2 separate regions of the Homo sapiens genome follow, and region 1 is linked to region 2. Evidence: chromatin loops called from intact Hi-C (ENCODE). Cell type or tissue: tibial artery. All regions are shown on one strand.

The links. A loop is a pair of places that touch in the nucleus more often than their neighbours do. Peaks named below come from ENCODE experiments on the same cell type or tissue, not always from the same donor. Only the 100,000 strongest peaks of a DNase experiment are listed, where the experiment ranks them.
Region 1: it touches region 2 in a loop (11-fold over the local background); 8 of 110 quality-filtered maps call a loop at or near these places.

What each region holds. Positions count from the first base shown.
Region 1 is chr13:70,954,589-70,959,588 of GRCh38, reverse strand. No RefSeq gene overlaps it. Among named protein-coding and RNA genes, the nearest start is that of LINC00348, 58 kb to the left of the region's middle. RefSeq lists an enhancer at 1-684. In tibial artery, no CTCF peak of the experiment used is centred here; no DNase peak of the experiment used is centred here.
Region 2 is chr13:71,895,613-71,900,612 of GRCh38, reverse strand. No RefSeq gene overlaps it. Among named protein-coding and RNA genes, the nearest start is that of DACH1, 31 kb to the right of the region's middle. In tibial artery, no CTCF peak of the experiment used is centred here; no DNase peak of the experiment used is centred here.

The DNA of each region.
Region 1 (5,000 bases), 940 kb after region 2:
ACTGCATAAGAGCTTGTGCATTATTTATGTCCACTAATGGTGTTGCAATGCGCTTTGTGTGAAGCAGTGACAGTGCAATCTGCTAAGATAGCTGCTGCTGTGGACAAAGCCATACATTTTCTTGAGCTTGAATTTTTGACAGAATACTCTATTAATGCCAATTCTGCTTAAGTAAATGCTGAACAGGGGTCAGTTTTTCCTTTTTCCCCTTTTCTCTTATTATTTAAGAAAACAGTGCCATAAAATTGAAAATGATGTTCTAAGGTTTACTGAATTTTTCAGTACAATAGTGGCCGGTAAAGGTCACTCTACTTTTTTGTCTACATTTGTGATTTCATGTGATGGTCCACAGACTCAATAGGAAAGCTCTTAGCACTGGAAAAGGGAGGTGCTATTAATCCCAGTTTCAGTGCCATTATACTCTTCAGTGGATCAATAGAATTAAATGAGCTGAGATATTAGGAAAATATTGAAAAAAGCAGGAGGGCTGTATTGTTTGACCAGGGTTGGGATGAGTTGAAAATAAAGAACCATCTAAAGCAGCTGTCAATAAATCATGAAAACTATACTCTGAACCAAATGGAATACAGCATGAAGCCTCAAACTTTAAATGTCCATAATATCTGTTGTGGTTTTTTTAATTAAACATTTTATTTGAAATATCCTTTGCAGTTCTCTTTTTTCAATCACATATTTTTTAGAGAAAAAAATGTTCTTAAGCTGATATTTAGACGAGGGAAGTTCCACTCATAAATTACAAAATATATTTTGGTATATGAAGCACATTATAAAAGAAGTGGAAAGAGATTTCAAATATTGAAAAATGAAATGCAAAATTATTTTCACCTCTGAACATCTCTATTGGTCTCTCTCTCTCTCTCTCCTTCTCTCTCTCTATATATGTATGTATATATATATGTGTATATATACATATATATATATATATATACTTCTTGCATTATAGATATATGGCAAATTTTTCTCTTTATTGTGGCAATATTTTACCATTTAATTAAACAGTAATATTAAACAGTAATAAGTCAATACATTCTAGTCTTCTTAATAGCAAACATAACTTGTATTTTCTTTACCTTAGCCAAGAATAGGTATATGTTACATTGAACACTAATAATATAATGGTTTCTTCTTTGAACAAATAAGAGTAGTAAAGACTTATCAATTCCCACTAAATGAAATTGGAAGCCCTAGATAAAGGTTTCACAATCATATGTTTAATTCTTGGTTATTAAGCCTGATCAGATGTGGCCACATTGTAAAATTATCTTGCAGCAAATAAATTTAGGATATTGTACCATCTTTATTTTCAAAGCTAATCTCTAAGAAAGATCTTTACTTGAGAAAAATATTTTTAATCTCCGAATAATGTGATGGAGACTGCAAACTGTTTATTTAAATTTATGTTCTCTTCATCCTGGACATACCAGACTATGTGTTCCTTCCTCCCTTGCTGTTAGGTGTGGCCATTTCTAGAAGAAAGAATGTGAGAATGAGTGGCATAGCGCATTTCTAGGCTGAGGCGTTCAAAAAGTGGCCTTGCCCCGTCTGTGTCTTCTTTCCTCCCCTATGAATGAGTGCAGATTATAGGGATTATAGAAATAGTAGGGTTACAAAAAGCAAGAAGCATGGACACCGGAATAGCTGCAAAGAATTGCTGCAAATTGGGAACACGTGCCTGTGTGGTGAAGCAAGCAAGAATGATCATCGATGATGTAGGATTCATGATACCTATTGGGCCTATTTATTACCACTGCTTAGGCTTCCCAAAACAATAGAGATATCATTAAGTAAGGGTCAGTAATTTTTGACACGTAATGGCTGTCAAAGATAAACACACTACTGACTAGAGCACAAGAATTGCTTTTCACTTCTCTTCCACCTTTTCAGATTGACCTATATGTAGCACTCTAGTCTATAGTCTGTTTTGCTTTTGACGATCTAGAGGATGACTTCTCACAAAATGAGAAATTGTACTTAAGATGGCCCCAAAATGAGTTTAATTCGATACTATCCTTATTCAGTTGTGTATATCCATTGCTAGTAGAATACAACTTCATGTGACTATCCTGCATAAAAACAATATTCTTATTTTAATGAACTATTTTATTGCCTCAGAAATTATGATTCTATCCCTTGAGCAAAACAGAGAAGTTTTTATTTCCCTGACAACAACTTTTGCATATGGAGCACAAGATGGAATATTGAGAAAATTCAATAAGGATTTGGGGTCTCACATGATCTGTCTGACTTCATGTTGATACAGTCTAAGCTCTATTAATTATTATTATTGTTACTATTGAGACTGAGTCCCCTTCTGTCTCCCACGCTGGAGTACAGTGGCATAATCTCTGCTCACTACAACCTCTGCCTCTCAGGTTCAAACAATTCTCCCTGTCTCAGCCTCTCGAGTAGCTGGGATTACAGATGCCCGCCACCACATCTGGCTAATTTTTGTATTTTTAGTAGAGATGGGGTTTCACCATGTTGGCCAGGCTGGTCTTGAACTCCTGACCTCAGGTGATCTGCCTGCCTTGGTTTCCCAAAGTGCTGGGGTTACAGGTGTTACATCACGACCAGTCTAATCTCTATTGATTTTTGATAAGAATTCTACAAGTTGCTAAAGAAAAATTGCTTAATGTGAATGATCTTAGAACATGATACTAACTCTCACTGATCCATCTTAAATTGAAGACCAAATCTGAAGGGACAGATTGAACCTTTAGGAGAGAAGATCAATTAGATAAATCAGAATTGTTATTTAAAACAAGTTTATTTTTCCTTCAGTTTTAGAAAACAATAATTGTATAACAGAAAAGTAAGCCCTAAATTCCCATCTCCTCAACTTCTTCCCTCAATCCCTAATATTCTTTTTGTATGTACATCCTCAGTCAGTCCATATGTACTTCTATACAAATGGTAAAATTAATTTTTAGTATACATTTACATAAGTTGTCTTATGCCATATTTATAACATTTTCAGATTTCTAATCATGAACATTTAATGCATATTTGTAAAATAAATGAACAAATTTATAAAATAATATTGGCATGAACAAGAGCACTTGGGTCCAAAGAGATTTTGCTCCCCTATGAAGTTTAACCCTTAAACTTCCATATCTCAGAGTACAGAGTCAGCTTAACATCTTAAACCTAGTTGTTAATAGAATGAAATATATAAATTTCTAACTGTGTCTTTTTTCAGTCTGAAACTCTGCAACAAAGTGGAAACTAAGGATACAAGCATTCCTGTGCCCCTAATAACTTCTAATGTGATACAGCAACTGTCAGTCTTCAGAATGAGGAAATATTATTATCCCCCTTTACATTAGCCGAATTTCCAGACTTATAGATACATTAGGTAGATTCCAAAGAAAGAGGAACTTTAGGAAAATTAAGCAGAGTCTTAGAATAATTGAGATTAGTTAAGATTACCTAATTTGTGAGCAGGAAAAGCAGAACATGACTGTCATAAATTAAACAGAACATGATTGTCATAAATTAAAGGTGACATTTATTGGAAATACACTAGAATATTTTACAGATTAAAGGAAGAGTTGAATAAGAGAGATTTGAGAAGCAAAGAAGCCAGAAATAAACAGGGTTCTGGCAACAATTCATGAAGATTTTACCAAAGTAATATTGTTGGTCATGTCCCATTATTGGTTCCTGAATTCTCTTTAGTGGACTATGAGCAACACCTAAAATAATAGTATGCAATAGAAACTACAAAGCTATAATTCCCAGGGTAATTATTGACTTGTAAAACATTAATTTTTTTCTGAATGTATTTCTGTATACTAAGTCTGTTGTGTTACATATTTCTTACTGTGGTCTCAGTAAAAAATTTAAAAGTCGGAGGCTCCAAAGCACTGCATTTGATGTAACTCAATTTCACTGTATTCTAAATACCAAGTTGCTTGGGAAAACATTTGATTAATTTATCTTGGGCCATATGTCTTCCCAAATGTATTAATTCAAGCATGACTATGTATACAAAGTCCAATAATATGGACATGGGGGTGGCTCCTGAATTTCCCCCCATCCCCAGGATAGGTAGATTTTCCAAAAGATCTAATTTACTCTATTTGTTAAATTCATGGACTTTGATTTTATGAATTATTGAGATGATGATTATTATTACAATCTGCATTGTTCTTGGAATATCAAATCTATGGAACAAAATTGCTCTCTTCAAATGTGCATTTAATAACTGGGAGAATAGAACCATGGGTATATAGCAATGGTTAGAGTAACTTATTCAGTTACTGGAGTAGGAGAGATCACACTCTTCTTGTATTAAGTGAAAGGTAATGAAAAATACATAAATGCTAAGCCTCTATTTTGTTTTCCTGAAAGGGTCTTAGAGTGTAGCTAAACTCAAGAACATCTGGAATCTTGTGGTTGGAGATAAGAGTTACATTGCAGACTGAGAAGTGTGATGGGCAAACTATTTCCACCTATCTGCCTCATGATAATCAATAGATAATTAACAGGTTAAATTAATATGGTGTCAGTACTGGTTAAATCTACATGGAAGAATAAGCTGACATTATAAAAATTATATTCTACAAAATTATAGAAAGTTTTAAATGATTTAAAAATTCAAACAGGCAAGTCAAAATAGTAGAGTATGATCATGTTTTTAAAACACATATGTATGTGTGTGGTGCAGAAATATGATATAAATATGCAATCATTATTTAAAATGATGCAATTGTGCTTAAAACTTATTTTGCTTATGTCTGTTATAACCAAATTTTCTACAGTAAACACCTTCGTAGAGTAAGAAGAAAGACAATTTTACTTAAAACCGTATGTAAACCATACATATAAAATTGTGTGTGTATATTTATTTTATTTAATTGATAGCTTGAGTGGTCTTTAGAAAGCAACTAATTCAAAACTCAAAATAGAGAAATTAAATGATTTCCTCAAGCTCAAGCAGCCCAGAGATGACAGATTCTAATGCATGTCTTTACCTC
Region 2 (5,000 bases):
CACATTCCTATATGCATGTTATATTTCACAATAAAAATGTTTAAGGAAGAAACAAAAGAAAACTGAGAAAACAGAATAAAAAATAAAATAGAATTTTATTTCAAGTCAGTTTAGCTTGCTTGCTTTAAAAAATTATCTTAATACTGTACTCTAGAATCAAACATTATTGTTTGTTGTTTCAAATCTAATTGTATATATCCTTTGGAAATATCTGTTACTTATTAACAATTATTATCAGAGTAACCACTTTTACTGAGGCATCTGGGAAAACATTAGAAAAAGACCCAGTCCTTTACTGTGGGCAGTACTAATGTATTGGTTCTTCTTTTTCCTTTATATACTCTCTCTTTCCAGAAGTTAATCTGTTCTCATGACATCAACCATTTTAATGTCTTGATTTCTCCCAAATATATGTATATTTCTAATTTGTTTTTCAAAAGAGACACCTTGCTATATCTGTAGCCAGAATGTAGGATGCAGGGGGACCTGGAGGCCTTCTTCTGTATTGTTTTATGATGCATTCTGATACCCTTAGTGTCTGACTCACAGTAAGGATTTAACAAATATTTGTCGAATAAGCAGATGAATGAATGTAGCTTCTGAGTAAACATTTTCATTAATTTAATGACAAACAACTAATATATTTTTAAACAGAGAAATATAAATTATATATCTTTATGGTGTACAACTGATTTTTTTGTATTTATTTATTATTATTTAACTAGCTGATATACTCACATTTCACAAATCAAAACAAAATACAGTAGTGTCACTGTACAGTAGGATGACTTGTTAACTAAAGTTGTCCTCCTTCTTTATCACAGTTTTTGCTTTCTGCAGTTTCAGTTATCTGTGTTAAACCCTGATCTGAAAATATTCAATGGAAAATTCCAGAAATAAACAATTCATCATAAGTTTTTTATTGATACATAATCTTTGCACAAATTTGTGGGATACATGTGATAGTTTGTTACATACATAGAATCTGTAATGATTAAACCTGGGTATTTAGGATGTGCATCTTCTTAAGTATCTATTATTTCTATGTGTTGAAAGCATTTCAAGTCCTCACTTATGTCTATTTTGAAATTTACAATACGTTGTTGTTAACTGTAGTCGTCCTACTCTAACATCAAGCGTTAGAACCTATTCTTTCTGTGTAACTGTATTTTTGCACCCATTAGCCAGCCTCTCTTTATTTCCACCCCAACACACACCCACATCCTTCCCAGCCTCTAGTAACCATCATTCTCACTCTTTACCTCCAGGAGATCAACTTTTTAAGCTCCCACATAAGTGAGTACATGTGATATTTGTCGTTCTGTGTCTGTGTTATTTTTTAATGTAATGACCTCTAATTCCATCCATGTTGCTGCAAACAACATGATTTAATGCATTTTTACAGGTGAATAATATTCTACTGTGTAAATGTACCACATTTTCTTTATTCATTCACCCATTAATGAATGCTTAGTTTCATTCCATATCTTTGTTATTGTCAGTAGTGCTGCAATAAACCTGGGGGTAACGCATTCCTTGGATATACTGATTTCCTTTCCTTTGGATAAACATCCAGTAGTGAAATTGCTAGACCATATGGTAGTTCTCTTTAGTTTTTCTTGAGGAACCTGTACTGTTTTCCATAGTGGCTGTACTAATTTACATTCCCATCAACAGTGTATAAGAATTCCCTTTCCTTTACATCCTCTCCAGCAGCTGTAATTTTTTGTTTTTTTTTTTAATATTAGACATCCTAATTGGGATAAGATGATATCCCACTGTGGTTTTGATTTGCATTTACCTGATGATTAGTATTGTTGAACACTCTTTCATATACACGTTGGTCATTTGTGTGTCGTCTTTGTAGAAATATCTACTTTGATTTTTTGCCTAATTTTTAATGGGATTTTTGTTTTGTTTTGTTTTGTTTTGCTGTTAAGTTGTTTGAGTTTCTTTTATACTGTGGATAATAGTCCCCTGTTAGATGAATAGTTTGCAATTATTTTCTCCCATTCAAAACGTTGTCTCTTCACTCTGTTTTCTTTGCTTTTCAGAAGCTTTTTAGTTTGGCTATTTTTGTTTGGCTATTTTTGTTTTTGTTCCCTATGCTTTTGGGGTCTTAGTCAAAAAATCTTTGCCTAAACCAGGTGGAATATGTTCCCTATGTTCTCTTGTGATCATTTTATAGTTTCAGGTCTTATACTTAAGTTTTTAATTCATCTTGAGTTGGTTTTTGTATATGGTGATAAATAAGAGTCTAGTTTCATTCTTCTGCACATCCATATCCAGTATTCCCAGCACCATTTATTGAAGAGGGTGTCTTTTCCCTGATGTATGTTCATGGTGCCTTTGTAAAAAATCATTTGGCTGTAAATTTATGGGTTTATTTCTGTGTCTTCTATTCTGTTCCATCAGTTTTTGTGTCTGTTTTTATCCCAATACCATGTTATTTTAGTTACTATAGGCTTGTAACATATTTTGAAGTAAGATAGTGTGATGCCTCTAGCTTTGTTCTTTTTACTCAGGATTGCTTTAGCTATTTGAGCTCTTTTTTGGTTGCGTGAAACGTTTAGAATTGTTTTTTCTATTTCTGTGAAAAATATTATTGGTATTTTTATACGGATTGCATTGAATGTGTAAATTGTGTTAGGTTGTAAGGTCATTTGAACAATATTAACTCTTTCAATCCATGAGCATGGGATGTCTTTCCATTTGTTGTGTCCTCTTCAATTTCCTTCATCAGTGTTTTGCAGTTTTCCTTGCAGAGATCTTTCATTTCCTTGGTTAAATTTATTCCTAGGTATTTTAAATGTTTTTGTAACTATTGTAAATGGGATTCCCTTTTTAAATTTATTTCTCAGTTACCTCATTATTAGTGTATAGAAATGCTATCATTTTTGTTTGTGAATTTTGTATCCTTCAACTTTACTGAACTTGTTTATAAAATCTAAAAGTTTTTTGGTGGGCTCTTTAAGCTTCTCTAAATATAAAATGGTGTCATCTGTAAAAGGGGACAATTTAACTTCTGTTTTCAAATTTGGATGCCTTTTATTTCTTTCACTTGCCTGATTGCACCAATTAGGACTCCCAGTACTATGTTGAATAGGAGTGGTGAAAGTTGTCATTCTTGTCTAGTTCCAGTTCTTAGAGGAAAGGCTTTCAGCTTTATCTCATTCACTTTGATGTCAGCTGTGGGTTTGTCATATATGGCCTTGATTATGTTGATGTATGTTTCTTTTCTGCCTAGTTTGTTGAAAGGTTTTATCATCAATAGATGTTGATTTTATTAAACGCCTTTTCTGCATCTATTGAGATAATCATATGATTTTGTTCTTTATTCTGTTGATGTGATGTATCATGTTTATTCATTTGCATATGTTGACCCATCCTTGCATCCCTGGGATGACTACCACATGATCATAGTATATTATCTTTTTGATGTGCTGTTGGATTCAGTTTGTTAGTATTTTGTTGAAGACTTTTGTGACTATGTTCATCAGAAATATTGGCCCAATGTTTCCTTTTTTTATTTTTGTCCTTGTCTGGTTTTAGTATCAGAGTAATGCTGGCTTCATAGAATGAGTTAGAAATAATTTCCTTCTCTTCTATTTGTCAGAATAGTTTGAGGAGAATTGGTATTAGTTCTTCTTTATAAGTTTGATAGAATTTGGAAGTGAAGGTGTCAGGTCTTGTGCTTTTCTTTCTAGGAGACTTTATTATTGATTCAATAGCATTACTTGATATTAGTCTGTTCAGGTTTTCTATTTCTTTCTGATTCAGTCTTGGTAGGTTTTATGTGTCTAGGAACTTATCCATTTCCCATAGGTTTTCCATTTTATTAGTGTATAGTTCATAGTAATCTCTGATGATCTCTTGTATTTCTGTAATGTCAGTTTTAACATAATATTTTGAAATATGCATACATTGTGGAATGGCTAGATTGACCTAATTAACATATGCATTATCTCAGATACTTTCCTTTTTTTGGTGAGAACACTTAAAATCTACTCTTTCTCAATTTTCAAATATGAAATATATTGTCATTAATTATAGTCACCATATTGTACAATAGAGCTCTTGGGTTAATTTCTTCTAACAGAAATTTTGTATCCTTTGTCCAGCATCTCCCCAATCCCATTCACACCCCAACCCCCAGCCCCTGGTAACTTCCATTTTACTCTATGCTTCTATGAGTTCAACTTTTTAGATTCCACCTACATACATTCCACAAGTGAGATCATGTGGTATTCGTGTTTCTGTAACTTCATTAACTTAAAAACTATATTCAGTGCCTCCTTTATTCCAGGCCTTATGCTAGACCCTAAAAACACAAGTTTATGTAATACATAGCCATTTCATACAGGACCTCATGATCAATTGAAAGTGCTAATGATGTTAATACATAAATCAAATATACTATTTCATATGCTATAAGAGTGTTTTTGGTTAAATATATCTTTAGCAATTTTGTCAAATATAATGGCCAAAAGTGTGTATCAATGATTTTTTAAAATCTTATAAGAAGAAAATGTGATATTTTTTCTTATTCATTGTCCCACATGAATTATATACACAGATTTGAAAGATTAGGCCAAATTCAGTTATCACAGGCTCATCAGAAATAGATGAAGGAGAAACAAGTCTTCCCAAGGAAAGAAGTAAGTACCCCAAGGTATGTTGAAACCGATGGGAATGAATCATTGCCCAGCCTATGAGGGACAGGATGGGCTCACAGAGGCCTATAGCTCTTTGGGCTTGGCAGAAGTAGCTAACAACTCAGGGAAACTGGATCAAAGAGATGCTGGAAACCAGGTAAGCAGGAGTAGGAAAAATGGGGAAAGTGGTCATTTTTCCTTGAGGCATTTCTAATTATCTGGTCTCCAATTCTATGCATCTGCTGTCTTCTTTTTTAAGTCTATATCTGCCTCTATTTCTCCCTTCTGCAATACCTAATCCCCTGTCAAATATCCACGACATGTGAACTTAACTATGTTTACATT